Linked DNA regions of Mus musculus: all the other regions are linked to region 2. The links are chromatin loops, found by intact Hi-C in ENCODE. Cell type or tissue: heart. All regions are shown on one strand. Each heading gives the region's core, and the rest is flanking DNA. Links, peaks and the distances in the headings are about the cores only. Region 1 overlaps Dlc1 (deleted in liver cancer 1). Region 2 has its middle 38 kb from the start of G630064G18Rik. Region 3 has its middle 94 kb from the start of Trmt9b. Region 4 overlaps Dlc1 (deleted in liver cancer 1). Region 5 has its middle 74 kb from the start of Trmt9b. Region 6 holds the start of Dlc1 (deleted in liver cancer 1). Region 7 overlaps 5430403N17Rik (RIKEN cDNA 5430403N17 gene).

What was found. Peaks named below come from ENCODE experiments on the same cell type or tissue, not always from the same donor. Only the 100,000 strongest peaks of a DNase experiment are listed, where the experiment ranks them.
Region 1: a loop joins it to region 2, with 2.9 times the contacts of the local background. A loop is called at or near these places in 2 of 42 quality-filtered maps.
Region 3: a loop joins it to region 2, with 7 times the contacts of the local background. A loop is called at or near these places in 23 of 42 quality-filtered maps.
Region 4: it touches region 2 in a loop (2.9-fold over the local background); 4 of 42 quality-filtered maps call a loop at or near these places.
Region 5: it touches region 2 in a loop (6-fold over the local background); 31 of 42 quality-filtered maps call a loop at or near these places.
Region 6: it touches region 2 in a loop (3.0-fold over the local background); 6 of 42 quality-filtered maps call a loop at or near these places.
Region 7: a loop joins it to region 2, with 4 times the contacts of the local background. A loop is called at or near these places in 3 of 42 quality-filtered maps.

What each region holds. Positions count from the first base shown.
Region 1 is chr8:36,898,709-36,903,257 of GRCm38, reverse strand. All of the region lies in intron 2 of Dlc1 (deleted in liver cancer 1), which reads left to right. Among named protein-coding and RNA genes, the nearest start is that of Dlc1, 51 kb to the left of the region's middle. In heart, for the core only: no CTCF peak of the experiment used is centred there; a DNase peak (open chromatin) is centred at 1,997.
Region 2 is chr8:37,059,948-37,064,496 of GRCm38, reverse strand. No RefSeq gene overlaps it. Among named protein-coding and RNA genes, the nearest start is that of G630064G18Rik, 38 kb to the right of the region's middle. In heart, for the core only: CTCF peaks have their summits at 494 (motif pointing right) and 1,990 (motif pointing right); no DNase peak of the experiment used is centred there.
Region 3 is chr8:36,361,704-36,366,252 of GRCm38, reverse strand. No RefSeq gene overlaps it. Among named protein-coding and RNA genes, the nearest start is that of Trmt9b, 94 kb to the left of the region's middle. In heart, for the core only: no CTCF peak of the experiment used is centred there; a DNase peak (open chromatin) is centred at 2,752.
Region 4 is chr8:36,695,114-36,699,662 of GRCm38, reverse strand. All of the region lies in intron 5 of Dlc1 (deleted in liver cancer 1), which reads left to right. Among named protein-coding and RNA genes, the nearest start is that of Trmt9b, 240 kb to the right of the region's middle. In heart, for the core only: no CTCF peak of the experiment used is centred there; no DNase peak of the experiment used is centred there; H3K27ac peaks cover 1,149 bases.
Region 5 is chr8:36,530,309-36,534,857 of GRCm38, reverse strand. No RefSeq gene overlaps it. Among named protein-coding and RNA genes, the nearest start is that of Trmt9b, 74 kb to the right of the region's middle. In heart, for the core only: a CTCF peak has its summit at 2,159 (motif pointing left); DNase peaks (open chromatin) are centred at 1,187 and 1,747; H3K4me3 peaks cover 1,355 bases; H3K27ac peaks cover 2,239 bases.
Region 6 is chr8:36,949,796-36,954,344 of GRCm38, reverse strand. It overlaps Dlc1 (deleted in liver cancer 1), which reads left to right and starts at 1,903. Exons shown (of 18, transcript NM_001194940.2): 1 at 1,903-2,224. In heart, for the core only: no CTCF peak of the experiment used is centred there; DNase peaks (open chromatin) are centred at 1,174 and 1,884; H3K4me3 peaks cover 3,099 bases; H3K27ac peaks cover 2,630 bases.
Region 7 is chr8:35,867,751-35,872,299 of GRCm38, reverse strand. It overlaps 5430403N17Rik (RIKEN cDNA 5430403N17 gene), which reads left to right. Exons shown (of 3, transcript NR_046181.1): 2 at 888-1,114. Among named protein-coding and RNA genes, the nearest start is that of 5430403N17Rik, 13 kb to the left of the region's middle. In heart, for the core only: no CTCF peak of the experiment used is centred there; a DNase peak (open chromatin) is centred at 2,189.

The sequences.
Region 1 (4,549 bases), core at 256-4,255, 160 kb after region 2:
CTGGGGGGGGGGGGGGTTATTACTTCTCCCGAGTCAAATAAAAGAAATAAACATAGCATGTGACTCCTGCTGGTGAGCTCAGTTGTGCATATGAACCTGTACTGTCATATAGTACAGGACATGATCCTGCACACAAAAGCAAATGTAGTTGAAAAGAAATAAAACCCAGGCAGTGGACAGGAAGTGCAGAGCGCCGTAACATTAAATAACTTACTATAGATGGAAGAGCCAAATCTGGACATAAATATAAAGACGAAGACAAGCTTTCCAACTTCCATCTGTGTTGTGTGCATTGATCCGTGTGCTTATTTAGAAGCGTTGAAGATTTCAGTCAATGGCTAGGTCATTCCTGGAAGCACCTTGAGTTTTGTATGGAGAGCCTTGATAATGATTGGTGGAAGAGGTTTCTCTCAGAGGAATGTGGTAGAAAATGTGCCCGGTGCTTGAGAGGTCTTGGACTTCATTGTTTGCAATGCAAAGCAAAGCAAAGCAACAAAGTGAAAGGAGAAAACAAACAAACAAAAAAAGCAAACAAAAAACAAACAAACAAACACCACAGGGTTTAGTGTGAGAACTGAGTTCTATCCTCTCTTATGGTCAACTTCTTCCAGGCCACTCCTCCCTTCTTATGCCACTGTCACTTGCCCTCTTAGAGGCTCCTGTATAAACTTAGAGATAGTATAGGGTTGTTAGCCATTTACATGGTAAATAATCACAGACACTAGAGACTGAATTTTAATATTCTGATTAAAAAAAAAACAAAAACAAAAAACAAAAGTGGAAGCTTCGCTATAAAGTCTAGAAGCATCCATCAGGAAGGTCTGGTATCGCCAAAGAGGGGATCACTAGTGGACAATTTTACCAGCATTCCCCACCCTGGTTATACTTTCTTGAAGGTGGCCTTGAGTGACTAACAAAAGGCACCGCTGGTTACACATAATAAACATCTGCATTACACTAAGAGGGATAAGTGTGTGTAGGTCCAGACTCTTTCAAAACTAGTACATTTACTACCTCAGTTTATGGCTTTATTTTATGTATCACTGCATATGACACACACACATATATATAATGTATATAATATGTATGTGTGTATATATAATCACAAAAAGAAAAGGAACAGAGATTAAAAAGTAACTATAAAATGTCCAAGGATCCCTTAAATTTTTAGGAAGCTGTGGATACCTTAAGAATACTTAGTCTAAAAATTTTACTACTACAAAAATAAACAAAATACCCCTCATTTATCTGAGAAGACATAACCTTCCCTCTTTCATTTTTTAATTGTATTTATTTTTAAATTTTTATTTACATCTGATGCTACCGCCTCTCAAGGACCCTCACCTTCTCCCCCATCCCCCGTCCTCTTCTAGACACAAAACCTCCTTATTCCCTGTCTTCAAGGGCTGCCATTTCATTTATTAGTTGTCATAGCAATCATTTAAAAATTTGGAAGTGAAAGAAAATAGATAAACTTCGATCTGAAAGACCTAATGCTGTGTTAACTTGGTTCGCTTGTTCCCACATTTGTTCATTAATTCAAAGAATGTTTCCCTCCATAGACTGTTCTGAATGCTAGGGATATGAGCAGAAAGAATTTTAAAAAAAAGTAAAAATAAATAAAAACTCCAAAACTGACCACCTGCTCTCACAAAGTAGGTTCTTCTGAAGGAGGTGGGTACTGTAGAAACATCTGGAAGTAGGACAGCTGGATACATCAAGGCAAGGAAGGGAAGTGGGATATGATGTTCAAAGTGGGGCCTGAGGAAGAGACCCTGAAAAGGTGACACTGAAGGAATGACTTTATTGAGGGAAAGAGTGTGATTCCTAGGTGGGGGTGAGAGGAAGGAACTGAAGGAAAGGCCATCCAGAGACTGCACCACCTGGGGATCCATCCCATATACAGTCACCAAAACCAGACACTATTGTGGATGCCAAGAAGTGCTTGCTGACAGAAGCCTGATACAGCTGTCTCCTGGGAAGCCCTGCCAGAGCCTTACTTAATACAGAGTCAGATGCTTGCAGCCAACCATTGGACTGAGCACAGGGTCCCCAATGGAGGAGATAGACAAAGGACTGAAGGCTCTGAAGGGGTTTGCAACCCCCATAGGAAGAACAACAATATCAACCAGACAGATACCACCCCCCAGAACACCCAGGGACTAAACCACCAACCAAGGAGTACCTGTGGCTCCAGCTGCATGTGTAGCAGAGGATGGCCTTGTCATGCATCAATGGGAAGAGAGGTCCTTGGTCCTATGAAGGTTCAATAGATGCCCCAGTGTAAGGGCCGGGAGGTGGGGGTGGGTGAGTGGGTGGAGGAACACTCTCATAGAAGCAGGAGAAGGGGGATAGAATAGGGAGTTTCTAGGAGAGGGAACCAGGAAAGGGGGTAACATTTAAAATGTAAATAAAGAAAATATCCAATAAAATATAATAATAACAACAACAACAATAATAATAATAAATAATGAAACTGGAATTCCAAGATCTGCAGCAACAGAGCTTAAGATAGGAACGGCGAAGCAGGGTGACTCAACCAGAGTAAGGGACAGGAGTGTGACAAATGAGAGGCTGGCAGGACTCTGAGGGGCTCAGAATATCCTTAGCTCTTATCCTAAATGTCCTGGAGGCCCTTGGCAAGTTTGTGGAATGGGGAACTCTAAGAGCACAATCATGTATGCTCTGGACAGCACATGTATAAAATGTATACTGCGTACATTTGTGAGTCTCATGTACAACCATCTATTATCTCCTCCAAAGGCAATATTTTCATTCTGGTTGTATTTGTTTATCATATTTGCTTTTATAAGTAAAGAAGCCACAAGGAATTATTTATAGACAAAGGTTCCACTTCAAACTAAGAAACCTAGGTTCTGGTATCTAATAGGTTCTCACATATTTTCTGTGAGCATGTCATGATCTCTCAGCCATTCAACAAATCATTGGCATAAGTCTTCCATGGACTATGCACTTGCAATGTGGGCATTCAGTAGTGCACAGAAGAAACTACTGAAATTCCCAGAATTCAGAGGAGCTACAGCCATACTGTCTGCTTGCAGACAACCGAGCCTTTAGAACCTTTTATCTGTAGCAAGTTGTCCCAGCCCCTACGCATCCTACAAGTTTTAACAAACTTTTTTTAACACGTCTATATATTAAAGACCCATCAGACAGTTTTGTTTAAAACTTTAACTCTTTTATTTGTAATAGTGCTGAAGTTTGAGCACTACTCTTTTGCTTCTCAGGAGAGAGAGAGAGAGAGAGAGAGAGAGAGAGAGAGTAATATGTGTGAGAGTATATGTATGTATAAAAAAATGCGCTATTCAAATATGTTTTTGCAAATGAAATATAGTACTTTAGCAAAACAGTAACCTTTTGTCTGAATAGATGTTTTAGCCACCAAAATCTGAATTTTTCTTTCTCAGCTTCTTTGCTTTCTCATATTACACGCTCCTTTGCCTTACAGGATTTTTTTTTAATGCTCATAAAACTATGACCTTGTGTAAATTTCCCAGGAGACATGATTCTCAGCATTTTGTTGGATAAACATTTGGGTTTTTTTTTTTTTGTAACTACATGAACAAGCCAAACTGCACGTAGTCCAAAAAAATAATTCTGACTTTTTCATCACTCCCTTTATAAAAATAAAATAAAACAAAATAAATTTTAAAAATCCGAATCAAGGAATCCTAGAGCAGAGGTTGTGAAAGTATTTTAGTTTTATCTTTTGACCAGGAGAAACACTTTAAGCTTAGCACTTTTATTTTAGAAGTTTACACAGCATGTTCTCATTTGGGGGGGAGGGGTATTGAGGAAATGGTCATTAATAAGACAATCATGTTTTACAGTCTCAGGATGTATTTATTTGCTTCAATAGCATAAACCGGGAACTCATATATCTTAAGATCTCTTTAATGAGGCATCGTTACTACATTAAACTTTAGTGATTCTGCAGTGGTAACTAAGGAGACCATGGTGTGGTTTCAAATTATAAGTAATTAAATAAAAAGAAAACCCAGCCAGACTAGTGGCATTTCTACAAATTCCTTTGGGGATAGTCATTCGATCTCCTGTGACAGATCACTTCCTCGGGCCAGACAAATGAATTGGTTGTCCAGTTCAGACTCAGTAAAAATAATAGAGGAGAATATCCCAACCCATCCACCCTGTTATAATTGTCATCTGAGAAATTTGTCTTTTGTAATTTTGTGATTACAAACATTTGAATTTCATCATTACTATGAACAAAGACTGAATACTTAGAAAGGATGTGTTTTTCTCCTATACTTTTTGACCTTTAACTCTTCAGAGCCCAGAGAGGTGATTCGGTGGGTACAGTGCTTGATCGACAAGCATCAGGGTCTGAGTCTGGATCCCCATGTAGAAGCCAGGTGCAGCCAAACATCTGTAATCCAGTGTTGCTACCGAGAGGGGAAGCAGAGCAGAGTGAATCCCTGGAAGTTAAAGGGCCAGCTAGCACAGCTGCTTAGCCAATCATCTTGACTTTAGACAAAGCAAAGGCCAGGACTGACTTGCATATAACTAT
Region 2 (4,549 bases), core at 418-4,417:
CCATAAGAAGAGAAAAGACACTCTGGGTAACTGCCAGTGTGTATTTCTGTCAGAGCCTGGGAACCACTCGTCACTAACTCCTTGAATTGGAACAACTCTAAGCTACTTTAATAAACGGGGAAAATCACCTTGTCATTGGGGTCTCAGTTCCATTCCATATGAAGAGCATGTCGCATTCTCTGCTCAGTTCCTTCTGTCTCAATTGACATTCTCTTTCTCACTCAACCCCTTCGCCAGCAACACAACTTGGAATCCAACATTTTCAGAGCAACATCAACCTAAACGTGAGCTGGTTCAACACCCCTCTACCCTGCTAGACATTTAATAATACTGATACACAATAGTAGAATTCCCGTGATCAGGGGGTCCTTACAACCCAGCTCGTGGCTGTCTATTTATTTAGCACTATGTTACTGTGTTTTATATGTCTACAATTTTCAAAATTTTGCAAGGGTTAAAGGCATTTCGATTATGACCAGCTAGTATAAAGTTGACCACGAGATGGCGCTGTTTCATAGGCCAAGCCGCTGAGAAGGCTCTAGTATCTTCTGAAGTGTGTTAGACAAGCTGGCTACTGAAATCTTAATTCATGTCAGTAACAACTGCACTAGTCAGTGCAGTGATAGGATACTTGTTCATGTTCACATAAATTTTAATGGAGTCCTCGTGGAGACATTTCTCGTGTCTAGAGTCTTTTCTAAGATCCTCACGGTATATGAAGCTGCACTCCACTTAAGGGGGCATCTAAGTTGGAATGGCGTCTGATGTCACATGTGAGTATCCAAGTTCTTTAAATTTACTGCCAAAGTGAAGTGAAATTAAATAACTGTCTAGAAAAAGATCATTGGACATGCTGCATGGAGTTGCTGTGATTATGAAATCGTGTAACAAATGTAAACACTGACCCCAAAACACTTTAAAAAATAAATACATAAATACACACTCTCATAAATACACATTCTTACATGCTAATGCGTTGGAAATACATCTCAATTTCACGCTGACTTGTATTTATTCTGTTAAAATATGTTTGCATAACCATTTATGTAAAGCATTTTAAACAAAAATCATTTCTTCAGATCATCATATTAAGAGAATTTTATATCATATTTAGGGTATTACCAAGAATTAGTATTACATTTAGTTAAGTACCTGCCATATTCGAAGTGCTTAAGAAATGACAGTGAACAGAATAGAGGGCAATGTCTAACCTGAGGAAAATCAGACAATGTCCATCTCTTTTAATACACACAGAGAGAGAGAGAGAAAGAGAGAGAGAGAGAGAGAGAGAGAGAGAGAGAGAGAGAGAGAGAGAGAGAGAGAGAGAGAGAGAGAGAGAGAGAGAATGAAGGCTGCTTGCACTGGGGATGTGATGTGGGGGTTGAGTACTCATCTAAAATGTCTGAATCTCCGGGTCTATCTCTAGTATCCCCCAAAAGTAAACAAACAAAAAGGGCTTCTTACCAAAGAAAGACAGCCTTGCTCTAATCAAAGAAAATAACTTGTACAAGGACAAAACAAACCAAGGTCTTCACTGTGTGACTATGTAATGCTGGGAAAACGGAGGGAGGAAAGGTGGAAATGGGCAAAAGCAGAACCATGTAGGGCATTATGACTCTCCGTTAAAGCAGCTCGGTTTTAAGCTGAAGCATGACGTCATTGTATTATTCCGTGTTTGTTTCACACACATAAACATGATGTAAACAATAAGTGATGGGCTGAGTTGCTCAGTTATGTTGCTTAATAATTTCCAAACTAGAGCATGTTTATAAACCATGGCCCTTATACTATCTGAAGGCTTAAGAATAAACATTCAAAATCCTGTGGTTTCAAAAAATTTCAAAGAGTTGCTTATAAGGGAATAATCTTCAGACCACACTGAAAACACTGAAATTACTTCCCAATGGCATTGAGATCCCTGTCAGGGTGCACATTTTCTTCAGTCTCAAATGGAGGAACTGTTCTCTAAGTGTGTGCATTTCCGTCCAGAAGGTGGCGCTGTTGCTCTGAGGCTTTGGTTCAACCATCCTGAAGGAGGATGGAGTCATGTGCCCATCACTAATGGTGTGCAGGAGGTATGTCTTTTTCTTCTGAGTCCTGAGAAAGCTGGAAAGGTTGCTTCTCTTCCTCCCTTTCTTTCACTGAAAATCATGTGCGATGTGACAGGTTCCTCTTCCTAAACTACCAGGTAAAAGAAAATGCCCTCCCACCTAAGACATTCCTGAGAGCTGTTCCCTCACGTTCCTGCCCCTGCACACTGCTCTCTCCACTCCCAGCTGGGTGCTAGGCACGCTCACTGAGGCATTGCTTCGGGCCTTCCCAGCTGCGTTCTGAATTCATCCCACAGAGCCCCTCTGTATCCAGTCCTACTTTTCAGGTGAAGGATGAAGGTTAGAGATGAAAGAGAACTTCTATTTTACTGACAATTTTCCCTGTAGGTGTAGAAAGATTTCCCTACTCCGTATTCATTCACCTTAAAAGGCTTTCATGCAGATTAGAGACCAAAGGTCCTTTGTCCCAATGGCCTTCTTCCTTGGCACAGAGCAAGTGGTAAATCTTGACTAGTGAACAACTAGGGGGGGTGTGGACTTGAGGGTAGAAGTCTGGCTTATGTCCCCCAAACTTGCCAAGGTCCTCAAACAGTAGGAAGTAGGAAGTGTAGAGTTGTTGATAACTGAGATGGGCATTCTCTTACTGGTCAAAAAAACGGTTCTGATCAAGCAAACCAGGCCATGATCAATATTTGTAAGAGCGTGGGAAAGGCTGCTGAAATGTGAAGTTCTGAAGATCCCAGGCATTTGACAGCACCCCGGGTTGCTTCAGAGAATTTGTCTGAATGCTTACAGTGGGGATTTAGACCAGCAGTGCCGTTTACCTTTAAAAGTCGTGTTAGTTTCCCTCCTATCTGTGGAAAGATGCCCTTCCTGATTTCAAGAAGACCTGTCCTACTTAACAAAGTAGCACTTCCCAATGCTGACCCACTATGTGCAAAGAAGAGATTAACTGGAGAGAAAACAGTCAAGGACAACAGGAGAGAATCATTAAGATGGGAAAATATAAAGCTCGTATTAGTAACGAGATAGTAAGAGCGTTGAGAAGGCTCTGCTGTTAGAATCTCCATCAATACTACATGGAATATGTCCGGTACAACATAGGAGCTGAAGAGATGAATATCCTATTGATGAATGGGTTGATGGAAGGCCTTTATAGAGTAAACTACTAAGTCCAAGTTAAATCTCTGTTTCTGAACTTGGCAGGGAGATGGAGATAAAGTATTCCAATTCATCTGATGACCTTTGTGCAAAGACTTGGACAAGCACAGATTTTCTTCCAGTATCCTATTCTTTTTAACAATGGGTCTTAAAGAATATCTTTGCTATGATGGGGAAATAAGAGCCGAGTATTGAGAACTTAAGGAAGAAAGCAGATGGAGCAAGTAGGCTACTGGGAACCAGAGTCCTGAGAACCAAGCCAGAAAATGAGGGAAGAAATCTAAATTATCCTAAAGAATCCTCAAAGCTAAGTTATCCTCAAAATGATGGGGAGGGAGGAAGAAGTTTTGAAGACAATAGAAAAGAAACGTTAGATGCTGTGTTACTTTGCTTTCTATTACAGTTAATAAAACCCTGACCAAAACCAACTTTGGGAGAAAATGTTTTATTTCCACTTACAACTCTCAGATTCCCCCCCCCCATCACAGAAGGAAGCTATAGGAAGAATTCATAACTAGAACCTGAAAGCAGGAGACCATGAAGGAATGCTGCTTTCTGGCTTGATTCCCAGGATCTCATTCAGCTAGCTACCCCTCTTATACCTCTAGGAACACTTGCCCAGGGATGGTGCTGTCCACAGTGGGCTGAGTCTTCCCACACTAATCATTAATCAAGAAAATGCCTTGTAGTCTACCCTACATCACAACTTGATGAGGTCAGCTTCTCAATCAAGGGTCCAGCTGCTCAAATGACTCTAGTTTGAGTTGACTTTAAATAAAAAATGAAATAACCAGCACAATCGGACATTAGATGAACATCTCAATGCCTGTCCTGCACTCACCTTCTCGAAGCTAGCTTGTGTGTGTTATCATCTATGCACACATCCTGTCTTCCTCACCTCTCCTTGGTACAGCTACACAATGGCATGGTAAACAAATTCCCCAGGATAGCTACAGGATATTTTGATGAAGAGCATCTTTCAGAAGAAAGACATGCCTTTACAACTACTTAAAATCACATTGGAGTAGACAAAAACCACTATCATTGAATAATTAGAAAACAGACAATAGTCTTGGCTTTCAAAACTCTAAACTGGTTAGTTTCACTGTGTGGTGTTATCAGTCTCAATGAATTTTAAAAAGAAAGACAGCTTGCAAATGTAGTGTGTATGTGGCAGAATAGGTTAGAGATATTTTGATCTTGTGGCTAATAGTGAACTTGCGGAGTTATTGGCAAAACTGACAGGCCATTTTGGATGTATATCAAAGTCAATAGTGTTGTTATGGTGTATTTATTTAATGTACTTTTTATCTAACTTGAGTTGGATTTTCTATGAA
Region 3 (4,549 bases), core at 407-4,406, 700 kb after region 2:
CACTCCCCAGTTCCCCTAACTCCTCCCATATCTACACCCCATTTCTTAACCCCCTCCCAACTGCATGTTGTCCACTTTGTCTGGTTTGTGTTACCCATATACACATGGCTGTGGGGCCACCTACTGGAGCATGGTTGACCTTCCAGAGACCTCATCCTTAAAGAAAATGATGTTTCCCCAGAAGCCAAGCTGTCTATAGTTAGGGGTGGGGGTTCTGAGCCCACCCCCTTCACGGTGGAATGATGACTGGCTTGATCTTGGGCGGGTCTTATGCTGAAATTATTTAACCTCACATGTATTTCCTTGTAATAGGGAGTAGTATCCTCCAGGACTGTTGCTAAGGCGCACTTTTGGGGAAGTATTGATTTAATGGACATACAGAAGTCTCATAGGAACAAAATTCACACAAGTGAGTTCCTTCCAGGGCCTATATTTTATATGGTTGGCGTGCTGAAAACTCAGTTAATAGAAATCCTGAGGAGATAGCTAAAAGCTCAGTTGGTGGGCATGAGAGAATGAATTTGATGTTCAGAACCCACTTGAAAAGTTAGGTGGGATGGTTGTATACTGACAACCCCGGCACGAGGCAGGCAGAGACAGGAGGATTGCTGGGTCTTGCTGGCAAGCCAACCTAGCACAGCTAGCCCCAGGTCCCGGTAAGAGACTATCTCTCAAATAAACGAAGCAGTGCCTCCTGAGGCTTGACTTCTGGTCTCCACATGTACACACATGTACCTGCACATACATGAATGCACATGTGTGTGTGTGAAAGCACAACTGAAATGCATGTACTCTGCTCCCTTGATTTGGGGTAACATTTACTTAATGACTAGTTCATTTTGTATGTTAGGTGTAAAAGCAAATGTGCCCCAACACACGTACACGTACACGTACACACACACACAGAGTTAATAGAACAATGTATGAGATGATATCTTGACCTCTATTACATACATGAGTGGTTATGTTACATAACATGTAGTTCTGAATGGCCCTGAGGTTATGAACTATTCTTGATAGCAGAGTTCAGTATCACTTTCCTGATACTAATCTCAAACAGAAAGTGGACCAAAATGTTCATGATGCCTTAGGAAATGCATACTGTCAGTTCCAGGACCGAGTCTTTGACAGAATGCATTGGATTTTCTTAGTGGATTTTCCACAACTGAAACAATGAATCTGATTTCTCATGCAGCCTGCCATCTGTTTAAGACCTACGAGACAAATCTTTCTCTCTGCAAAAAAAAATGCTAGGCTGAACAATCATACCAAGTAAGGAAGACACACACAATGTAGAATCCTTTGTGGGGACTCTGAGATGAATGAGTTCTTCTGAATGCTGTCAAATTGCAGTGAATCCCATTGCAAACTTCACCAGCTCCATTCTAGAGACAAATGTGCCAGGAGCTTAACTTTAAAAGAAGCTTACAAACTTTTAATAGCCTGCCACCAGAGGCAGCTGGATCTGAATCAAAGCTGACTTTCCAGTTTGCATTAACTCCTGGGCCAGCTCCTGGATGACACGCAACTAAAATTTGTCTTGAACACGTCTTCTCACTTCCCACGAAATAACTCAGTATTTTATACCTGCCAGCTTTTTCAGAAAGTACCTAATATTGAATCAGTGAGTCACAGCACATGGTAATATCATTCCATAAATAAAGGCAATCTGGAAGTAAGGCTGCGTCGGATACTTACTAAAAAAAAAAAAAAAAACCAACATAGAGAAACAGAAATGTGCCTGAAAATGCATAGACCACAGGGACCACCTGACCTAGATATCACAGAGAGAGAAGGCTCATGTAGAGAACGCTTAGTTCACAATAGCAGCACGTGGCCGATAAGTGGGGATCAATTAAGATATCTGATGGGTTGGCTGTGCTTCAGCCTGTGTGACAAGATCAACTTCCACCTAGGAAGAGCAGACCCACGATCAGACAAGCAACCACTTCATCCTGGCAGCTGGAGTCCATATCAAAGTGGCCCCTGGGTGGGGTAGCATTAAAGAGGCAGCCAGTCACGGAGGCAGGATCCCCACCAGAAAGATGAAGATTGATGAGGTCATCACATGAGGGTTGGCAGCAAGGGGTCCAGGTTGGCAAATTGAGGGGGAGACTCAGAGAAGTCCTTTCTGGAACCCATAAGAGGAGAATCTCTAAATAGTCTGAGAAATAAGTGGGAGAAGTTTTGGGGGGTTGGGGAGTGTCAGGTTCTTAGCAATTAGCCACTGCGTGGGAGTGTTGAGCTCACAAAAGTGCCAGGCTGGTTAGAGACTGCCTGGAGAGGGCATTTCTGTGTTCGATGCCCAAGCTGATGGAGTCCTTTAAAAACTAAACGCTATGCAACAAAAAGTGTTGGCTATATTGGTCACATTGACTGTTATCTGTTTTATTTAGCACCCCCACCCCACCCCAAACACACATTTTCTGGAACAAAGATCCAGTCTTCTGAAAGATAATGTATGGCAAACACAGTATGGTACCCAGAGGTCACTGGGAGTAGTGAACATACAGACTTGTCCCTAAGAGCAAACCGATGAGACATCTGCGTACGCAGGAGTCTGATTTGAACAGTGTGAATGCTTGTCAGAAGTTGCTTGTGGGGAGCTCTACAAATATTTAAAAATAAAGCCAACAAGTTCTAGATGAGAAATCGCGGGCCCATATGTCTGAGGGCAGGAACTCGCACATTGAACTCTGGCAGAACCATTCGCTTGCACAAAAGGCCACCATAACCTTGCCCAGAAAACACTGACGCGAGGAAATCTGCCCAGCAACTGCCTGCTTAACCTTGGACTGATGCCACTATTGTTATTGATCCTCCTTACCAAGGGTAATTGCTTCAAAACAACTTATGTAAGCCTTTCCATTTTGCCTTAAAAGCCCTCGTCTCTCTTTGTATCCCTAACTCTGTACATCGTTTATTATGGCACACAACTCCCGGAAATGATAGCTTTATTGTTTTGGGTGAATCTTCCTTCATTTGTTACTTTAGGTTGACGATAGCAACAGAAGCATTTATTTCATAATGGGGCGCTTCAAATGCCGCCTGTGCATTTAACATTAGACAACTGCAATGTGTGACTTTTAGGTGTTCAGCTAGCTGCGTGATTCTGAACTATTTATGAGTGAAATAATTAGGATTCTGATATTTGAGTCGATATAAGAATTGTTCAGAATAGACTGAGCAGGTGTGTTCGTTAGCTTTCTACCACTGTAATAATGCACAAGGTATTCATCTTAGACAGGAAAAGGTCTATGCTGCCTCAGAGTTTTAGGGGGTCTAATCAGGCAGACTAGCTGTTTCCGGGTTTCCAGTGAGAATTCCCGTGACAGTGGTAGGGAGCATGGGACACAGCTGCTCCGCTTATTACATGAAGGCAGAGTGAGAAGAGAGTCAGGGTTCTGTGATCCCCTGTAGAGTGGTCTCCCAATGACCTAAGGATACCTTCCTTAGGTTCCGTTTTTTTTTTAAGAGTTCTCCACCTAATAGTACCTTCTTGGGGACTAAATATGCAAACCATGGGTCTTTGGAGGACATTAGAGAGTATGCACAACAAAACAATGCTGCCACAAGATAACGGCTGGAAGAGTTTGATAATACTATTTTCTGTACATCTGTGAATGTTAATTATTTTCACAATTATGAACAGGAATGAAAGTACGAATCATTGACGTTTCCCCCTGGAAACAGAGCAAAAGAGGCTGTTTTCTCCCACACTGCTCTGCTCACAGTGGCCAACAGCCCTCTTCTCTACAGAAAAGTAGTTTCCCCACTAGAGTAGACGTGTCTATTGTGAATGGGAGGCATCCTGTAGGCAGGAGAGACTGTGGATGGGAAATAAGGGTAGGGTGATTACACAAACCCACAGAGGTGTTACACACCAATGGGAGGCTGTTGTTACACACCAATGGGAGGCTGTTGGTCATATAGGTAGCATCCACTTGTTTACATGGAGAAATGTATATGTACGTATATATGATCATAGAAATGATGTATTGCATTTAATATATTTAACAAGTGTTGGTACTGCATTTAAATGTGTATTCCATCTGGGCTTTATTTTAGAGCAGGGAAGAAGTATATAATTTCCTTCCCCAAATCATGAGCCTGTCACATTGACTGAACAAGTCACAGTTTGCCCCACAGCGCGGTAAGTCATGCTAATCGAATCCCACCTCCTAAGGTCTGCTCAGCCTAGTCGATTCTTTGGGTCTGCATATTTTAGCACCTATGTCACTGTGCAAACGATGCTGGCATGGAATGTGATACAGAAATCGGAAAGTTCAACTTCCCTCTTATAAAAATCATTTCAGTTTCGTTTGCATTTTAAATTCCTTCCTACTACTTTGCATTTTCAGATAAAATCTAAAATAACCTTGCCAACTTTCTTACCGAATGAATTTTAAATTATACTTTTATTACATTCATATATTCTTTAGGTGGGATTTAAAGAACCCTGAACATGCGAATGGGTTTTCTGAAAATTACACTTTATGTATTATAAAAATCCTCTATCAGAGAATATAAAATGCATGGTACATTTGAT
Region 4 (4,549 bases), core at 198-4,197, 360 kb after region 2:
CTTAAAAGCTGGGATTGTAGCACACAGCTTCAATTCTAATTCTGGGAATGTAAAGACGAAGAGATTCTTGAAGCTTGCTGGTCAGTCTAGGAAATCAGTAACTCCGGGTTCAATAAGAGACCCTGTCTCAAGACATAAGAGAGATACCAGCATCCAACAGACCTAGCCTTCTCTCCAAGCTGCTAAGTGAAGCTTCATTTTTGCAGGGGAAAGCAGTCACTGGATAGGTGATTAACTAGTCATAGTGCTGAGAATAAGGGATTGAATGTTTGACCCTAAACGGGGCATCTATATTAATCTTTCAACAACCAACACTCACAGAACATCGTAGAAGAGGAGGCACAAAGAGTGTAAGAGACAAAGGGTAGGGAAGGGTGTTATATAATCCATCTTCTGGATACGACGTGGCTATCACACTCGTGAACCCACAGCATTGTGCTGACCAGCATAAGACCTACACATGATCATGCCAGCTACAGTTCTAGCACAGATGGAATAGATAGTCTCTTGGTCCCACCCCTTACCAAGAAGCAATTGACAGTGAATAATTGCTTAAGGAAGAAGGCTGATTCCTTTTGAGGATGTAGATTTCCTTTGTTCCAATGAATGGCCCCATGCCTGTGCATATATGGGCAATGTTAACTGGACTTCATGGATACCCCATTCCCCTGCTCCTCACAAAACAAAGACATGAGATCGGAAGGGACGAATCTTGGAAGGATGCTGGGGGGAATTTGTGGGGAGGGAATGTAAGAGAGTATTTAATTCCTTTTTTTTTTTATTTTTGCTATGACAAAATACCATGGCCAACTTATTTTGACTCACAGTTCTAAGAGGGAATATTCCCCAATAGTGAGAGACACATGGCAGCCGGTAGCCACGTTAGGAAGCTGAATGGTAATTCTTCATCTCACCCAAGGAGCAGAGAGGCTGCACTGGAAGTGGGGCCAAACCTACAACTCTCGGAGCCTACCTCCAGTGATGTAGTTCCACCACACCTCCTAAATAAAAGAGTTCATAACTTCCCCAAACAGCAATTCCCACTGGGGACCAAGTGTTCCCATACTTAGACCTATCGGGGTGATCCTGTTCATCCAGACTACCTCAAGGTGTAGAGATGAACATATTCCATCATATATATATGTATAAAAATTGTCAAAACAAGGGGGGAAGTTGACATAAAGTAGAGAGCAATTTCCTAACACACCTGACATTAACTGCCAGCTTCAGCATGCAGCACATGATCTTTACACAGGCCCATACCCACACACCAAGGACTAAAAAAATTAAAGGTAATGTTTTGCGGTCATTCTTTACGGCATCCACTTTTTCACCTTTGAGTCTATCGACAGCCCCCTCCTTTCTTCTAAATGCCCCGTGGTTGAGAGGGAATGCCAAGAAGACAAAAGAAAGCCCCTTCCAGCTAGCTGCTCACACACACACACACACACACACACACACACACACACACACACACACACACAGCCAGCACATCTCATGGAGGGGAAACTTCCATAGGAGGTCAACGTTTTTCCCCTTAGAGTCTCCATAAAGGGCTGTAATGAAAGGAGTCTTCCCACTGGTGCTCCCAGGTGTCTACTGTGCATTTGCAGATTAGGACGATTGATGTTTAGAGCTTCACTGCGGCCACTCAGATGCCTCTCCAGCCGGCTGAGGCTGAGGGGATGCGCTGCTGTTTATCTCTGGCACCAGGACAAGCATGACAGAAATGCAAACTCCTCGGCTTTCCCCCTGAGCTCTGCTTTCTCTCTCGATTGACTTCAAGTCACCTTGTCCCTTGAAGGCTAGAGAGCTCAGCATGGCCTGAGACTACATATGGAAAATTTACCCTCTCAGAGTTTCTGCCTACATGTGTGTGTGTGTGTGTGTCTGTCTGTCTGTCTGTGTGTGTCTGTGTGTGTCTGTGTGTGTCTATGTGTGTGTCTGTGTGTGTTTTTGTGTGTGTCTTTGTGTGTGTGTGTGTGTATGTGTGTGTGTGTGAGAGAGAGAGAGAGAGAGACAGAGAGAGAGAGACTGTCCATCTATCCATCTGTCCGTCTGTCTTGGCTGATTGCCATTGGTTGCCTAGAGCATGGTTGAATATTGGCCTGGATCCTAGATTCACCCCTTGAATGTAGTAAGATACTGAAGCAGGCTGCTCCGAGGTTACAGTACTACTGCCTATCCCTGTGAACTTGGTTGGCAGTTATGTGCCTGGGATCTGATGGAGGGGAAGGAATCACAGACTTGAGTCGCATCTTTTTTCACTAGGGCCACCATATCTGATATAGCTTACCATGCCCTCTCCATTTAGTGACCCTGGTACTCTCTTGAATCCCCACACATTACAGAGCAGTTCCTATCTTTAGCCCTTTAGTGATAAAGCACCTGTATTCTATTCGCTCTTCTTCACCCCCCTCTTCTCTGACAAGCCAATACTTTGCATTATGTAATTCCCTTTTTATTGTTGGACGGTTTCCTTCCATGTGCACCCAGCAACTACTTCTGCAGTTGTTTCTTCAAAATAAACAGCAGCTACAGCCTGTTCCTTGCTCTTCTTTATGGACTGGAGAGAAGAAACCCGCTATCCCAGGTATATATGCTCAAAACTCTCTTACCCAGTGTCTTTTTATATGAAGCAAGAAAGAAGAAAACCAAGTAATTGTGATCCAAAACCTGTCTTCCAAACCAAGCTATGTTGCTTAATTTGTTTTACTGTTCCGACTAGACCTAGAGCCCTAAAGCCAAAGATGGGCCTTCTTTATACCTGTACCTCATAGAAGCTGGCAGAACGAACAAGGTACACACAGTAGGCTCAGCCAATGTTGGCTCAGCTTCTGGACATTTCAAGGAAACCCACAGCCTCCTGGAAGCACACTTTAATGCATATGTATGCATCATATAAAAGGAATGATTTTTATATGAGCTTCCAGGAAAATAAACTGATCTCCCCTGCTCACTGTGCAACCTAGGGAACATTGGACAGGATCTGCCCTGCCTGTGGGCTCCCAGCCCTAAGATTCTTGAGAGTTGATATCTAGCCTATCCTCAGATCTCCAAGTCCCAGAGCAGGAGCTAATGCTGATGATGGCTACTAGTCAGACCTTATTCCTAGACTCCTGCTAAGCCGTACAGAATCGTCCTGTAAGTCAGAAGAATGCCCACTCTTTTAATAGCACCCATCCTACAAGATAGCTGGACATTTGACACATTAATCAAAGCCATCTCTTCTTTATGGACTGGAGAGTAGGAGGAGCACATATGTATTGCAGTGTGCCTCCAGGAGGGTGTGGATTTATTTACCATAGAACAACCAGGAGCTGAGCCAACATTGGCTGAGCCTACAGTGCACACTGCTTTCTGCCAGATTCTGTGGAGTTCAAGTATAAAGAAGGCCCATCTTTGGCTTTAGGGCACAAGGTCTAGTTGGAAGACCAAAACAAATTAGGCAACATAGCTGAATTTGGTAGACAGGTTTTGAATATGCTGTCAGTTGGTTTTCTCCTTTCTTGCTTCATATAAAAAGGCATTGGGTAAGAGAGTTTTGAGACTATCTACCTGAGGTTGTAGGTTTCTTCCCTCCAGTCCATAAAGGAGAGATGGCTTTGATTAATGTCCTGCTGTCTTGTAGGATGGGTGCTGCAAAAAGAGGGCATGTTCTTCTGATTTGCAGGATGATTTTATATGGCTTAGCAGGAGTCCAGGAATAAGGTCTGACTAGTAACCATCATCAGGACTAGTTAACTGAACTGATACCTACTGGCTTTTATATTAGCTGAGTCTATACTGAGACTTTTAAGGATTTCCTTAACATAATAAATTTCTAGTCTATCAGCACACATGCAAGTATTAGCATACACATACAAGAAATTTTATTGGGATATGTGTGTGTGTGTCAAAGATATCTACCAATAATTATGAATATTTACTCCAAAAAATGTCAGAATGGTGCTTTTGTTCCTTCCTTCCTTCCTCCCTCCCTACTTCCCTCCCTGCCTCCCTCCCTACTTCCCTCCCTCCCTCCCTCCCTCCCTTCCTTCTCTCCTTCCCTCATTCCCCCTCCTTCCCTTCTCTTCCTCCTCTCTTTCCCTCCTCTGCTCTTCCAATATTGTCTTTGTTTCTTCCTACATATGTATTACATTAGTGCTGTTTTAAAAACAGTTGGGAACAGTTGGGCACAGCCCAGACAGGGAAACAAGACCCCTTGTGCTCTGCTCCAGAGATACTGTAATTATTTCTCTGCAGGGCACTCAGAAGCCCAGCAGTGGGAAAGCCTTTGGTCTCCTGCCTCCTCCCCTTCAGCATTGGGCTTGGTTTCTCCCCACACTTACTGCTGGTCCTTAGAAAGGAAGAGGGTGAAAAAAGGAAGAGGGAAATGATATAAGCTCTTGTAGGTGAAATAGATTTATATAACCATTTAAGGTTGGAACTGAAAAGGAGCCTATAGCCCCCTGAACCATCAACCCCATTGCTTTCACAGGGAATATTTAAACCTGGAAATCTTAAGTGGTTTCCAGTTCATTTCTTGGCTTAGAGAGGCAAAGTTATT
Region 5 (4,549 bases), core at 279-4,278, 530 kb after region 2:
TGGCCTCGAACTCAGAAATCCGCCTGCCTCTGCCTCCCGAGTGCTGGGATTAAAGGCGCGCGCCACCACGCCCGGCCTTATCTGAAGTTTTAAGCACTCTTTAGGGTCTTGGAATGGAATGTATCTTTCCCCATAAAAGGCAATGGACTGCTTTATTAATAATCTACCTTAGAAATGTCTGTGAAATGTCTAGATATTTTTGTTGTCTTTGTTTAAAGAAACAAGGTCTCAAGTGACCTAGCTGACTTTGAACTTTCCACGTAGCAGAAGACAACTTGAACTCTCGAGCCTCCTGTCTCGTCCCCTCAAGGGCTGGCTGGGTCTCTAGGCCTGGTTTGTAATTTTCACCTTTTAAGAATACAGTGGGTTCTGAGATGGTAATGTATGTGTGTCTCAAAAGACCTGAATGCAAATGAGGCACCAGGTTCTTTTTTTCTTCTTCTCTTGAGACCAAGCCCCTGCCATTGAGACAAAGTGAACATTAAATGGGGGATAGGGGAGTGGGGGTGGGGGGATTGGGGTGGGAATAGCTTAAGGCTTACTTACAGAAATGATCCTTTGCTTTCCTAATGCTGTGACCCTTTTAATACAGTCCCTCATGTTGTGGTGACCCCAACCTTAAAATTATTTTTATTGCTACTCCATAACCATAATTTTGCTATTGCTATGAATGTTAATATAGATATCTGATATACAGGATATATAATATGTGACCCACAGGCTGAGAACAGCTAGTTTATGGGTCCCCTATGCCATAAACCACAGACTCTTAATTTCCTCACTGAAAAGGAGATATTCTGTGAGGCAATAGCTAACCCACTCCATTTTCATGTAAGAAACTCAAAACAGGCCACACCACCTTGTCCTATCCCAAGGCTTATTATGTAGGGGTAGCTACTAGGAGAGGTCCCTTCAAAATGTATTAGATGATAATTCAAAATATTAAGAGCAGTCGATATTGAATGGGGCTCTGAGCGGAGTTAATTCAAACGACTGCCATAAAAGGCTGTTTCCCTGGGCTGGCTAAGACAGTGATGTCACAGTTACCAAATTTCCTGCACGGTCAACAGGCCTCCCTTTAAACTTCTTGGATTCGGTCCTCTTCCTTAGGAAAAGATCACTGGTTAGCCTTTTTACTCCTTTGTGGTTGTATCCTGGCATTCTTTGTGAATATGGGGCAGATGTGTTAAATAGGGGCCAACAGCTGGAGTCAGGCTTCCTCTGTGAAGGCCCGCGGCAGGGCTCGGTTCCAGGCTGCCCTTTGATATGTTATCTGGGGCAGCAGTGACCAGGCACCGCCGAGGTTTCCAACGGCTTCCTTCAATTTCCTGTATTGTTATGATGGTGGATGTGTGTGCACACGGACACGTGTGTGCAGAGGAGAGAGGAGGCAAGGGGCGGCTTCTGCATGCATTTCATGAGTCTCTGCGAAAGGTTTTCAGCTAGACACGCGCGCCTAATGGAAAAAAAAAAAAAAAAGACACCAGTTAGCCGCAGCGAGGGTTCCTCACGTGGCTGCCACTAATTACCCGAGTGGATTTGGGCAAGGTAGTTCATCTTCAGGCTCAGGTCTGTTTCTGTCTGAGTCTCCTCCCGGCTCAGATTCTCTGGCTTCTGCTCAAAGGTTCACTTTCTGCTCCCCTGGGTTTGCTGTTCTGAAATCCTCGGTTCCCTCCCGTATGATCTGACACCGTGCGAGTCCATGTGTTCTTAGCCTTTGTATTCCCTTTAGTTAATTCTCTATTATCCTCTTGCATTTCCGTGCTTGGAGACCGTCTCCTCCGCGAGCCTTTATTACCCAGGCCCCATTGTCGCTACACAAATATTACAAATGTCAGGGCTTTATCTGCCAAGAAAGGCCACAATGTGTTTGCTTCCTGTTTTGTCCCTGGAGCTTCTAGAGTTTGGAGATTGGGTTTCGTCCTGACAAAGGTTGACCAGAGTCGCTGGGCTGCCTGTCACTTATCCAGCTCTGTTCTGTTCTTATTACATTCAATTAGGTTTAAGTGTGCACCCGTGGCATTTTTAATTCATCTGTGTCTTTATCCGAGTAGGAACATTTAAAATAGAACCAAATAGGAAACTTGTTTGACAGCCTTTGATTGTCCCACCCTGACGGCTTCCTGGGGGTTCTCCGCAAGCGGGTTTAGCGCCATCTAGCGACTCAATGGAAAGCTAAAGCTTTCCTGATTAACAGGTATTTGAAATTTTGCTGGCTGAAACAGGCCAACATCTGGGGAAGCCTTGAACTTAGCTCTCCTAATCTCTAGGAGTGTCGAGATTTATTTATTTATTACAAACCCCAACGATGTTTTGTGACCTACAGAATCTCCGGATTCTCCACGAAAAGCAAAGATTTCTCAGTGTTGTGTTTTAGATCAGAGTCATATTTGGATTCTAATTTTTCTTTCTTTCTTTCTTTTTCTTCATGTTTTTTAAAATTTACTTTTTACTTAGTCACTTTACATCCCGCTCACTGCCCTCCTCTTGGTCACACCCCCTCCCAACCCTCCGCCCCCCACCCCCCAATCTTCTCTGAGCTGGTGGGGGCCTGCCTAGATATTCCCCTACTCTGGCACTTCAAGTCTCTTCGAGACTAGGCGCTTCACTTCCACTGGGGCCAGACAAGGCAGTCTGGCTAGGAGAACGTATCCCAGGTACTTGCAACAGCTTTGGGATAGTCCCCACTCCAGTTGTTCGGGACCCACATAAAGACCCACAGCTGTACATCTGCTATATATGTGCAGGGAGGCCTAGGTCCAGCCCGTGTATGTCCTTTGGTTGGTAGTTCAGTCTCTGAGAGGCCTAAGGGTCCAGGTTAGTTGACTCTGTTGGTCTTCCTGTGAAGTTTCCATCCCCTTAGGGGCTTGCAATCCTTCTTCCTATTCTTCCATGAGAGTCCCCAAGTTCCATCCATTGCTGGTGTCTGCATCTGCGTGAGTCAGTTGGTGGGTGGAGCCTCTCAGAGGACACTTATATTAGAATCCTGTCTACAAGCATAACAGAGTATCATTAATAGTGTCAGGGATTGGTGCTTATCTTAGTACACTGGAGCTGACACTCCAGAAGAGGGCATCAGATCTCATTACAGATGGTTGTGAGCCATCATGTGGTTGCTGGGATTTGAACCTAGAACCTTTGGAAGAGCAGTAGTCAGTGTGTTCTTAACCGCTGAGCCATTTCTCTAGCTCGGATTGGTGCTTATCTATGGGGTGGGTCTCAAGCTGGGCTGGTTGTCGGTTGGCCATTCCCTCAGCCTCTGCTCCATCCCCAGCCCCTGCATTTCTTGTAGACAGGACTTATCCTTGGGTCAAAAGCTTTGTGGGTAGATTGCTGTTCCTGTCGCTCCACCGGGGTTCTGTTCTGTTTCTAATTTTTCAGGGTGATTTTTGTGTTCTTAGTATAGGATGCTGTTGGTAATTACGCTCCTGTGTAAGAACATGGTGGTTGTTTACTTTCTGATCAGCCTCAATTTTTCTGTTTGCTTTTTCTGTTTCTTAGGTGTAAATATTTCCAAGAAACCTTCTCAATCTTTATAAAACCTTCTGCCAGCCCCAGTATGATTTATGATACCAACAGTACACTTTTCAGCTATGTGTGACTTTCCGTTTTCCAAGAGGTCACTGTGTCCTGGTGTAAACACACAGGGTTGTTGTCGCTTACTGGGCATTGGGATGTTTTTGATAGGGCTTTATAATTTGGCCATATTTAACTTTTTTTTTTTTTTGGTTTTTTCGAGACAGGGTTTCTCTGTGTAGCCCTGGCTGTCCTGGCACTCACTTTGTAGACCAGGCTGGCCTCGAACTCAGAAATCCACCTGCCTCTGCCTCCAGAGTGCTGGGATTAAAGGCGTGCGCCACCACGCCCGGCTCATATTTAACTTTTTATTTAATATTTTAAAACCTTTAGGCTCATAAAACTCCATGAGATGAATACTATGATAATTTACTCTCCCCTTCGTGTTTACAATTTGGAAAAGAAGATAACAGAAAACAAAGTTGGCATAGGCTAATGGTGTTGGATTAATCAGAACACCATGTACAGTGTAGGGGGCCTTTGTAGTTGATCACATTTTACAAACCAAAGTGGAAGGGATTCAAGCTGCAGGAGGGGGCATATCTGTCTGTCTGTCTGTCTGTCTGTCTGTCTGTCTGTCATGTGCTCAGAAAGCTGCTGGAAAGTATTAGGAAAGTTGTTGTTATTTATTATTATTATTATTATTATTATTATTATTATTATTTCTATTGCTACTACTACAACTACATTTTTGGTCTGGACTGATAGCTTTATCAATAAATCGCCTACCACACAAAGATAAAGACCTGAGTTCAATTCTCCAGAGGCCACATTAAAAGCCGTGTGTGGTGGTGCATGCATTAAAAGCCATATGTGGTAGCCTAGGCATTAAAAGCCATGTGTGATGGCCAGTGCATTACAAATCTTAGTGCTGGGTAGCAGAAAACCTGAATGCGTTGCTGAATGCGTTGACTATATGCCATATGTATGAGCATCGTATGCCTCCTTGGTACCCATAGAGGTCAGAGAGGTT
Region 6 (4,549 bases), core at 287-4,286, 110 kb after region 2:
ACAGGCATGCATCGCCATACTCAACTATTTTTAGGTGGGTTCTGGATTTTGCACTCAGAACCTTGAATCACTCAATGTGGTAAGCACTTTAGTGACTGGGATATCTCTGCAAAAAAGAAAAAAATTATTATTGGCATGGTCTTTCTATGAAGACTAAGCTAAACTTGTACTCCTGTCTCCCAAGAGCTGGGGTTCCAGACCTTTGTCCCCATGGCAAGCCCTGCTAGTATGTTTATGTTAGAATCATCTCATGTTTCAGCTTGTGCATGGCTTAAACCTGTTTTTCCTATTTGACTTTTGTCTAAATTGTGTTTTCTGAGCTATGTCAGTTGTCCAGTGAAAAAAGATGCAGTAGCTCTAACATCATACTTGGTCAAGTTATCACCTACACGGTGTTGTCAAGGAAAAGTAAAAGATGGCCATTATGATACTGGAAGACCTGCATGCATTTGTAGAAATTAAGACCACCTGAGAATATATATAAACAATGAAAAACCACTTAGCGTTCAGATAAGAGGACAGCTGTTGAGACATGCAGGCTTAATTTCTCCTGCATCTCATTATGTGGTTTTATACTTATTTCTTACTTGGATATTGGAATTATTCTTAAATTTTATATTATTGACAAGCTAAAATTGTACAACCCTCACACAGAGTCAATAATTAGATTCATCGAATTCCTAATCATTTTTTAAAGGACTAGTTAAGTCACCTAGAGCTATAGAATGAACTCTTTTAATGTAACTAAAATGAAAGGGAACGATTACTGAGTAGTTTCAACCAAATAAGATAAATGGACAGATGTTGTTTCCCGTTTCTCTGGTGTAAACAAGGAAGCTATCCCACTGGCCTGGCCACAAACCTACATGTCCCAAGGCCACTGTCCGTCTTACCCTTGCACTTTCCCTGAGGGAGAACTCTGGGTCATAAAAGAGACTCTGTATGAATTCTTTCCAGAAATGATTTGAGCTCTGCATTTGTGACATCTTATTATAAGACAAGCTAACATCTATTATTAATTGATGCACTAATTAAAGCCATATTCGCAGTTTCCATTAGCTTATTCCCTAAATTCTCCAGAGTTGGCTGTCTGGTTTTAATCAAAACCAAATGGTAGTCCTAGCTCCCAGGCCGGAGCAGCTAGGAGGAAGTCACGCAGTGGAGGCACAAAAGCAGAAAAGATAAACAGATGAGAGTTCACAAGCTGTCTGGGGAAGGAGGCATACACTCTGCTAGCCACTTTAGAGATGTGATTGAGAGACTCGGCCATGCTGGAGGAAGCATCGCAAGTGTTTTATGTCAGCAGGACTTCTAACTTGATCAAGATGGAGTCTGCCTTCTCCAGCCTTTCCAGCCTTTGCAGCCGTGGTTGTCTGTAACTGGAGGATCCCTTACTGGAGGTAAGGAGGCTTCACGTGCTGTAACACAAACCACTGTGTTCTGTTCAGAATTCTGGGGATGAGAGAGAGAGAAGAAAATTCTCTGTTTCCTCGATTCTCGGAATTTTACTTACAGATTTTTTTTCCTTCCCCAAGTCCAGGATTTAAATTTTGAAGTTATTTTTTAAGGTTCTAAACTTTAGAAGAATTACGGTATTAAAAGGCTCAGACTTCATCTGTCTTAGAAAACTTTTGAAATGAGAATTAGGAGAAGTGTTCTCCATTTAACACAGTAGAAAGTAACACTGTGCAGAGGGGAGAGCTGCACTCTCTTCCTTCCTTGTTTTCCACGAGCCCTGTGGGATAGGAAGGACTCTAGGACTTTCTGACGCTAACTAATCATCTCAAGAGCTTTGACAAACTCACTTTGGTTCTGTGTAAAATCAGAGCTTCAACGCCCAGGCGGCTCTGCTCAGCCCCTCCCCTCCGGCTTCGTGCAGGCTTTCTCACATGCAAACTTCTCGGAGGCAGGAAATACTTTGCAGGCAATCTGGGCCTGCTGGTGGAGGCCCCTCTCTCGCAAAACATCAGTCTGCATTTAGAGGACAGAAGTCACTAGGAACGCCTTGACAGGATCCGGCGTTAGCTGAGGCTCTCTCCAGCTGCAGAGGGGGTTTTTTGTTAGAATCACACACTGCGTTAAGGAGAACTGCTCAGAATAGAGCCGTGACCTCAGCCAGCAATGTGAACTTAGATTTTTTGGAGCCGCTAACCGGGACAGACTCCTCTCCTAGCCTGGCTGGAATAGCATCATGCCTTGGCGGTAACAGCAACTCCTGGTCCAGGTAAGAGGCTGCTGCTGCGACTGTCATGTAGGAGACAGAGCTGGAAAACCTTGCCATCTTCAGCCAGCTGTTGACTGCTTTCAGAGCTGAGCCCTGAAAAGCAGAAGGGGGAAAACTGTGTAGTCAGTAGACAGCGGGGAGTCAAAATCTTTTGAGCAAAATGTCATTTCTAAAATATGTTCCACGTAGCTCGAGTCTCTTTCCCCATGCAGAAATGTTTTCTTCTGATTTCTTTTTATTCTTAACTTACTGACCAATCCATCTGTAACGCGCCGCTGCTGATAGGTGTAGCATATCTGGGGGCCAATGAATCTTCTCAGATTGAAGTGTGAAACTTTAGAAACTCCTTTCTCCTCTCTGTTTTCCCAACAAAAAGAGGACATAACATTATAACGTTTTTTCTTAGTAATGTGCTTTCAAACAATAATCAGCGTCTTACTGAAAACTCTGAAAATCAAATTCTCTAGTATTTCCAGCTAGTTTCAGTCACTTACCCTGTTACTAACACACAACGTAAATTGTTATTTTAAGAGAAGTAATGACATACAAGTTTACAGGTTATTTCTGTCTCTGCACATTTAATTTCAGTTTGGGAACATAAGTGTCAGAATCGGGTTTTGTTAACATTAAACTTGGATTCGCCGCTCAGATCTCATGTTGTATGAACACTCCGTGTTGCTGAAGCAAATCTGTACAATCACATCAGTCATGGGAGAATCTAGCTGACCATTCATTCGTATTTTCTGTCATCGTCAAGTCAAATAGTCACCATGCTTCAGCCTTCTAAATTGTCTTAATGGTTAAATGTGTGGTCCCGGAGTAAATAAATGTAGCAATGGCTGATATAACCCAGAGTTACAATAACAAAGATGATGTTATATTTAGAAGGAAATTATTTTTGGAAAATTGTATGGAATAGTATGCAAAGATATTATGCCTATCTCCAAATCTGTGAACCAAACACAAAATGCAGTAAGTGAAGGATGGATAACAGGTTTGCCAGTAGGATCATAAGAAACCAATAAGGATGTTAATCATAAACTTCTATAAAGGACAAGATGACCATTTGGTGTGTTAGCTAATAGAATTTTTAATTTCTAGCCTAGAGTGATTTATATTGATGCTTTGATGTTGTTGCTAACAATTTAAACTTTGTTAAGCTTTTAAAAATGAGAAAAAGCAGATTTTACTATGTAGGAAGTGAAATTCTGTGGCTTTAGGAGAGCAATTGCCTACTATGTGCAATATAGTCTGAAATATTTTACAAAACGACCAAGTAGAATTTTCCTTTCAGGGAAAGAAAGAGCATTAAAATATCACTCTCTGGTGTTGTCAGGGATCACCAATGAGGAAGCTAAAGAATAGCATTCAAAAGTGTACTGTCCAAGGTCACACAGCTGGCTAGGACACTAGATGACAAGGGAACCATAGTCCCCTGCCTCATGTGTTATGGGCTTTGTACCACAGACCTTACTCTCAAACAATAACTATGCACAACAAAGTATCATTGTGTCCACCTACAGGAGGCCAACTTTCAAAAAGGAAATTAGAATTCTCCTTCTCTGAAAAGAAAATCAACCTTTCTGATTAACACCGTTTTCTCAATGGCTAAGATTTCTTAAAAGGATTCATTAGGCTCTCATCTCAGACTTTAAAGTAGTTGCTTTTTTTTTTTAATGACTATTTTGCTAAATCTTATTCTCATGTCAAGCCAGCCAACCTATATGCTATAATGAGTCATTTAAATAACTCATTTAAAACCAGTGTGTCTTTCAAGAAAATGACCTAATGAGGAACTTGCCCCTTTCATAACCTTATACTCAACTGGCACAGTAAAAACGTTATCCCTACCAATGACCTTCAGGTGTAATTTTAAGACCCTCACTTATAATTGCCTCAAGACTCTCAACAATCTCTCTATTATCTCAGTTAGATATTTCTGCCCCCTATTTCCAATTCTAAGAGCCAAGAGGCTCCATAAGAAAATGCAAGTGTGTGCATTCTACATTTTTTTCCACCTTTAGTCCACACATATACTCTATGGTCTCAATAATATTCTCTAGTACAGTGGTTCTCAACCTTCCTAATGCTGGGACCCTTTAAGAGTTTCTCATGTTGTGATGACTCCCAGCCATAAAATTAATTTGTTTCTACTTCATAACTGTAATTTTGCCACAGTTATAACTACTAATACAAATATCTAATATGAAAGAGATTTGGAAATAGGCATACTATCTTTGTATACTATTCCATACAATTTTCCAAAAATATGACCCCACTTCCAAAGGGGTCACGCCCCACAGGTTGAGAACACATGCTCTAGTC
Region 7 (4,549 bases), core at 381-4,380, 1.2 Mb after region 2:
TTTCATAGGAGGATGGATAGAACACAGGTAGTGTGAAGGGGAAAGAGGAATAATGGAATAGGAAGGATTAAATGGTATAGAGGGTAGAAGGTAGGAGAGAGGAAGAGTGGAGGAAGAGAGATAGCTAATACCAAGGACATTTGAGAAGGAGATATGGAAACCTACTTCTGTATGAAGCTTTCTAAAATACAGTCATATCCACCTGTAAAAGGAGTTTCAGTGGAGTTACCCTACAATAGGGAGGCCAATCCCTATCCCAGATCTGGGATCGAACAAGATGTCAAATAAAAAGCTCAGGGCTAGGTTTCGGTTCCTTCCTTTTGAGTTATTGATCAGTACAGTCCCATAGGCTCTTCCCTACAATAGACATTACAGGGTAGTGCCAAAGGTCAGGGCTACCCTCCAGAAAACCTGAGTGTCAGACCCTGTTGCCGAAGCCACCAGCTACTTGAGCCACAGGACCTGGAGAAATCAGGTTGGTACCAACCTGGAGGTTTTGTCTCTACTTAATAGCTTTCACAGTACTGGAAGGCTCTGTGTATGCTATGTGAGGAGCAATGTGTTCAATACTTACCCAGCTGTAAGTCCTACGAGCTGCTGAGTTATCAATATATGCTCACCAGTGCAATACTTGCACAAATGTTATGGGAGCAACCAACCATTTTCTGGTTGGGTTGAAAGCCCTGTTCCACAGAATGGAACCCATGGCTGGTACTGTTAACTGGGCCAAGATTCGGTAGGTGGGTCATAAACTCTGAGGAAGAACCTATTCTTCTTACTCTGCTAAGTAGACAGAGTATGAAGTCTCCCTGCTAGGGACCTAACCTTATACCCATAGGCTTGTGCATCTCTCGTCCCTCCCTCATCCTGATGCTTTCTTTCTGCAGTAGATGGCTACTTAACAGAGATGCACGACTGGTCAACATATAGAAAAATAAAGGACTATGGAAAGCTCAGCCCTAAATGGAACATCTGTGTCACGCCCTGTGCTCCCAAGACTTATGACTCATCGTGGAAGAAGGGGCAGAATGACTGAGAGCCAGAGGTAGTGGACATCTGGCAAAACGTTGTTCTCCAGATATGACAAGGCTGTAACACACAGGCTTCAGCAGCTGTGAGTGCACGGGAAATACTAGCACAAGATCAAACCAGACTGGATCCCACAAGGAATGTGTTTGGTTTGGTGCTTATGAAGTGGGGTGGGGATGGAGGGAAGTTGATCAGGACGGAGGGGGAAGGAGAGGGGAGAGAGGAGGAAGAGGGAGAGGGGGGAGGGACAGGGGCAGGGACAGGCAATTTTCTTTAGTGATGCAGCTGTCAAAAAGCTACCCATGCTCCAGTATATAACCCTACACCCTCACATATACTGACAGCATTAAATGGACTCAGTGAGTTTTAACAAACAGACAAACAAAGCACCAATGTGTGGGTTGGGAAAGTAGTAGTAGAGGTGGGTTGGGGAAGGATTGGAGGGAAGGGAAAGTGGGTGAGGATTTGTCAAAATACATATACATGCATGGAATTCTCAAGCAGCAACAACAACAACAACCAAAGTTTAGAGAAAATAAAAAGCATCACAAAAAGAAACACCAGTAAGAGCCTTAAGAGCTCCTCCTCCATGTCACTGCATCTCCCACCTGAACCCCACAGCACGATGCACAAATCCCTTACTGTAGAGTAGCCAGGGGCACCAGGCCTTAAAGAAATGGGCCAGAGAAAAGTGCATCACTGACAACCCAGAGATGCTAGCCTCCTCTGTGGACCACTGATAGATATACAAGCCTCCACTGTGGACAGCTAAGAGATATGCTAGCCTCCTCTGTGGACCACTCATTGATACCCTAGCTAGCCTCCTGTATGGGGGTCTTGATGAGCACCACAGCCGGCTCCTGGAAAGCTCAGGCTCCCATGAAGTTCTGGACTTTGGAATGCCTGAAGGTTAGGGTCAGAGAAATATAAGGACTTGGGACAAGCCAGTAGCCTTCCGCGTTTCATTTTACTGGTGACAATAATGTAAATATCTGAATCTGCCTCATTTAGCTCTACACCCATTTGAAGTATCGGCTTTTTATGGTTCTCCAAATTATAATGCTATAACTTGGAACAGTATAGAGAAAGAGGCCCTGTATATGGCCTAAGTTCCTGTCCGAATTGTTTCCACTGTCTTCTCATGTGACCAACTCTCTGATTTGCTGCCATGCAGGATATGAGCTGTTCCTATGAGACCTCTGGGCCAGGCCTAAGGCAGTTCCTCAGAAAACATTCTCTAAAATCCTTTCTCAGGAGCTTCTCAGAGGCTTGGCTATCTGGTAGATGGGTCAGAACAGATGCAAGGCATGTTTTCCTTTCTTGTTCTGTCTCAGAAAAACAGACAAAAAGCCTTTTATAAGAACATATGCCCTCCTTGAACATTTCTTTTTAAGTAAATACTCTATGAGGTGGTGTTCTTAAAGCAGAGCTATGGTTAAGTGGCTATACTTAATAAATTCTAATTGCTCAAGTGCTTGCAACCCTGGGCAGCAAATAGAGAAATTGGCATAATTGCGATTATAATTTCCATCAGTGGTTATAATGCAATTATCCCCGAGTAATGCTCTATGCTGGAAAGATGCTGTTAGAATCTCTGTAAGAAATGAGGACTGTGTGCCCTCCCACCAGGGCTCACATCATGCACAGAGACAGTCTAGCCATGGGCTTCCATCTTCAGCCTCCTAGGACCTCATTTGCCTGTCAGTCAGAGACTGCGGGATCATTTGAAATGCATGCAAGGATATATTGCATGAAGAACTGCATCTGCCCAGGAGAGAGCACCGGGAACAGATTTTTACCTTTGTCAGAAATGAACACACAGAGACAGAAAATACAAACGATATGAGACAAGAATCTTAATGAAATGGTCACTATAACAGAGATGAGAAGCAGATGAGATGAGACTAGGCTCTGTCCTGAAAGAGAAACCCAGGCAGAGGTGGGTGGACTCCCTACGACACGGAAATGGAAATGAGAGTCTAAAAGACCAGGCAGTTTCTGGAAAAAGACACTCAGAGAAGAGACGGGTGCGCAGACAGGACCATGGAGATGTGAAGAGTTCCCGTGCACCAGATGAGTCTTCAAGCATGTGAGGATTCTGCACAAGCTCTGAGAGGATTAGGTTAGATAACAGCAGCCATTGCTCATCAGGAATCAAGAAGGCTATCTCCACTCCCAACTAGTCTATCTGGAAAAAAAAATCAAAAATTTCAGGGGGCACAGTACAAATAATACCCATAGAATACATTACTCAGTAGGGGTAAATAATCTACCCCAGACCAAATATTGCTCCAGGAAGATAAACCTCACAACACTATACCTGAGAGCCCTGTACAGCGCTACATTGTGACTTACACCCTTGGCTTTTAATTATCCTACTCTGAGCCTTCTTCTTGCTTGGAGTTGCTAGGTTTATTTTGGTGTCCTGTCTTGACTTGCCTTCTGATATTTTACCTCACAGAGATCTCAAATTGCTAAATATATGTTTACTTCATCTGGGAGATAGATAGAACTCTACCACAGGCCCAAATTCTGCCCCTTGGGTAGAGTGCTGCGTAGTCATCTCTCCCTGAGTGTGAGCAAGATTTGTGACTATGATGCCATATCACATTATGATTTTTTTTTTTATGGCAGAGGAGAATTTGAAGATGCAATTAAGAGTCCTACTGAGTTAACCTTAAGTTAATCAATAGAAAGACTATTCTAGATGAACCTGACGTAATCAGATGAACGCTTTAAGTTATGTTAGAGAAATTTGAAGCTAGACAGACTCGCTGAATCTCACAAAAGTCAGCTCTGGCTGCCATCTTGACTCAAATTCATTTAAGGCCAAGCTCAAGAACCAGCTGGGCCTTGCCTGGACTTCCGACTTACAGAACCGTACATGAGCAATGGTGATGCCTAAGTATCTATGTCTGTAGCAATTTGTCACATTGCAAAATCTAATGTACTTAATTAACATATTAAATGCAATAAATGAAATGATATTTTAAGTATTCAAGTATTAAACATTAGATTTTACCCTATTATTTATTCTAAAATATTTTAAATAAATACACTACAGAAAATGTTTTAGATGACTAAAATAAGTCTAGTGTCATTCATCCTACCTGGAACCACGTGTTAGAAAAGACGGTCCAGAGCTAGGGACGGTGATCTACACCTGTGATTCCAGTGAGGAAGGAGCTAAGACAGGAGCAGTAAAAGTTAAATGCTAGCTTGGGTCATATAGCAAAACTTAAAAAAATAAGAAGGGAGGGAGGGAGGGGGTTGGGGGGAGGGAGGAAGGAAGGGGAGTCAGCTAGTCAGCTTGGGTACTTCATATCTATGCAAATGCTATTCAAAAGGTTTAATTATAACTCAATGTATTTTCTTTCCTTTCCCTTTTTTTTTCTTTTCTCTTGGGGTGGGGGTGGGGGGATAGACAGGTTTGTAAAGGAACAGCCACAACTGCCAGGCTACTCTGTATTTTCTAACAAAGCTTTTTATTGGGTTTCTCTTCTTCCTCTGAATCTCTAAT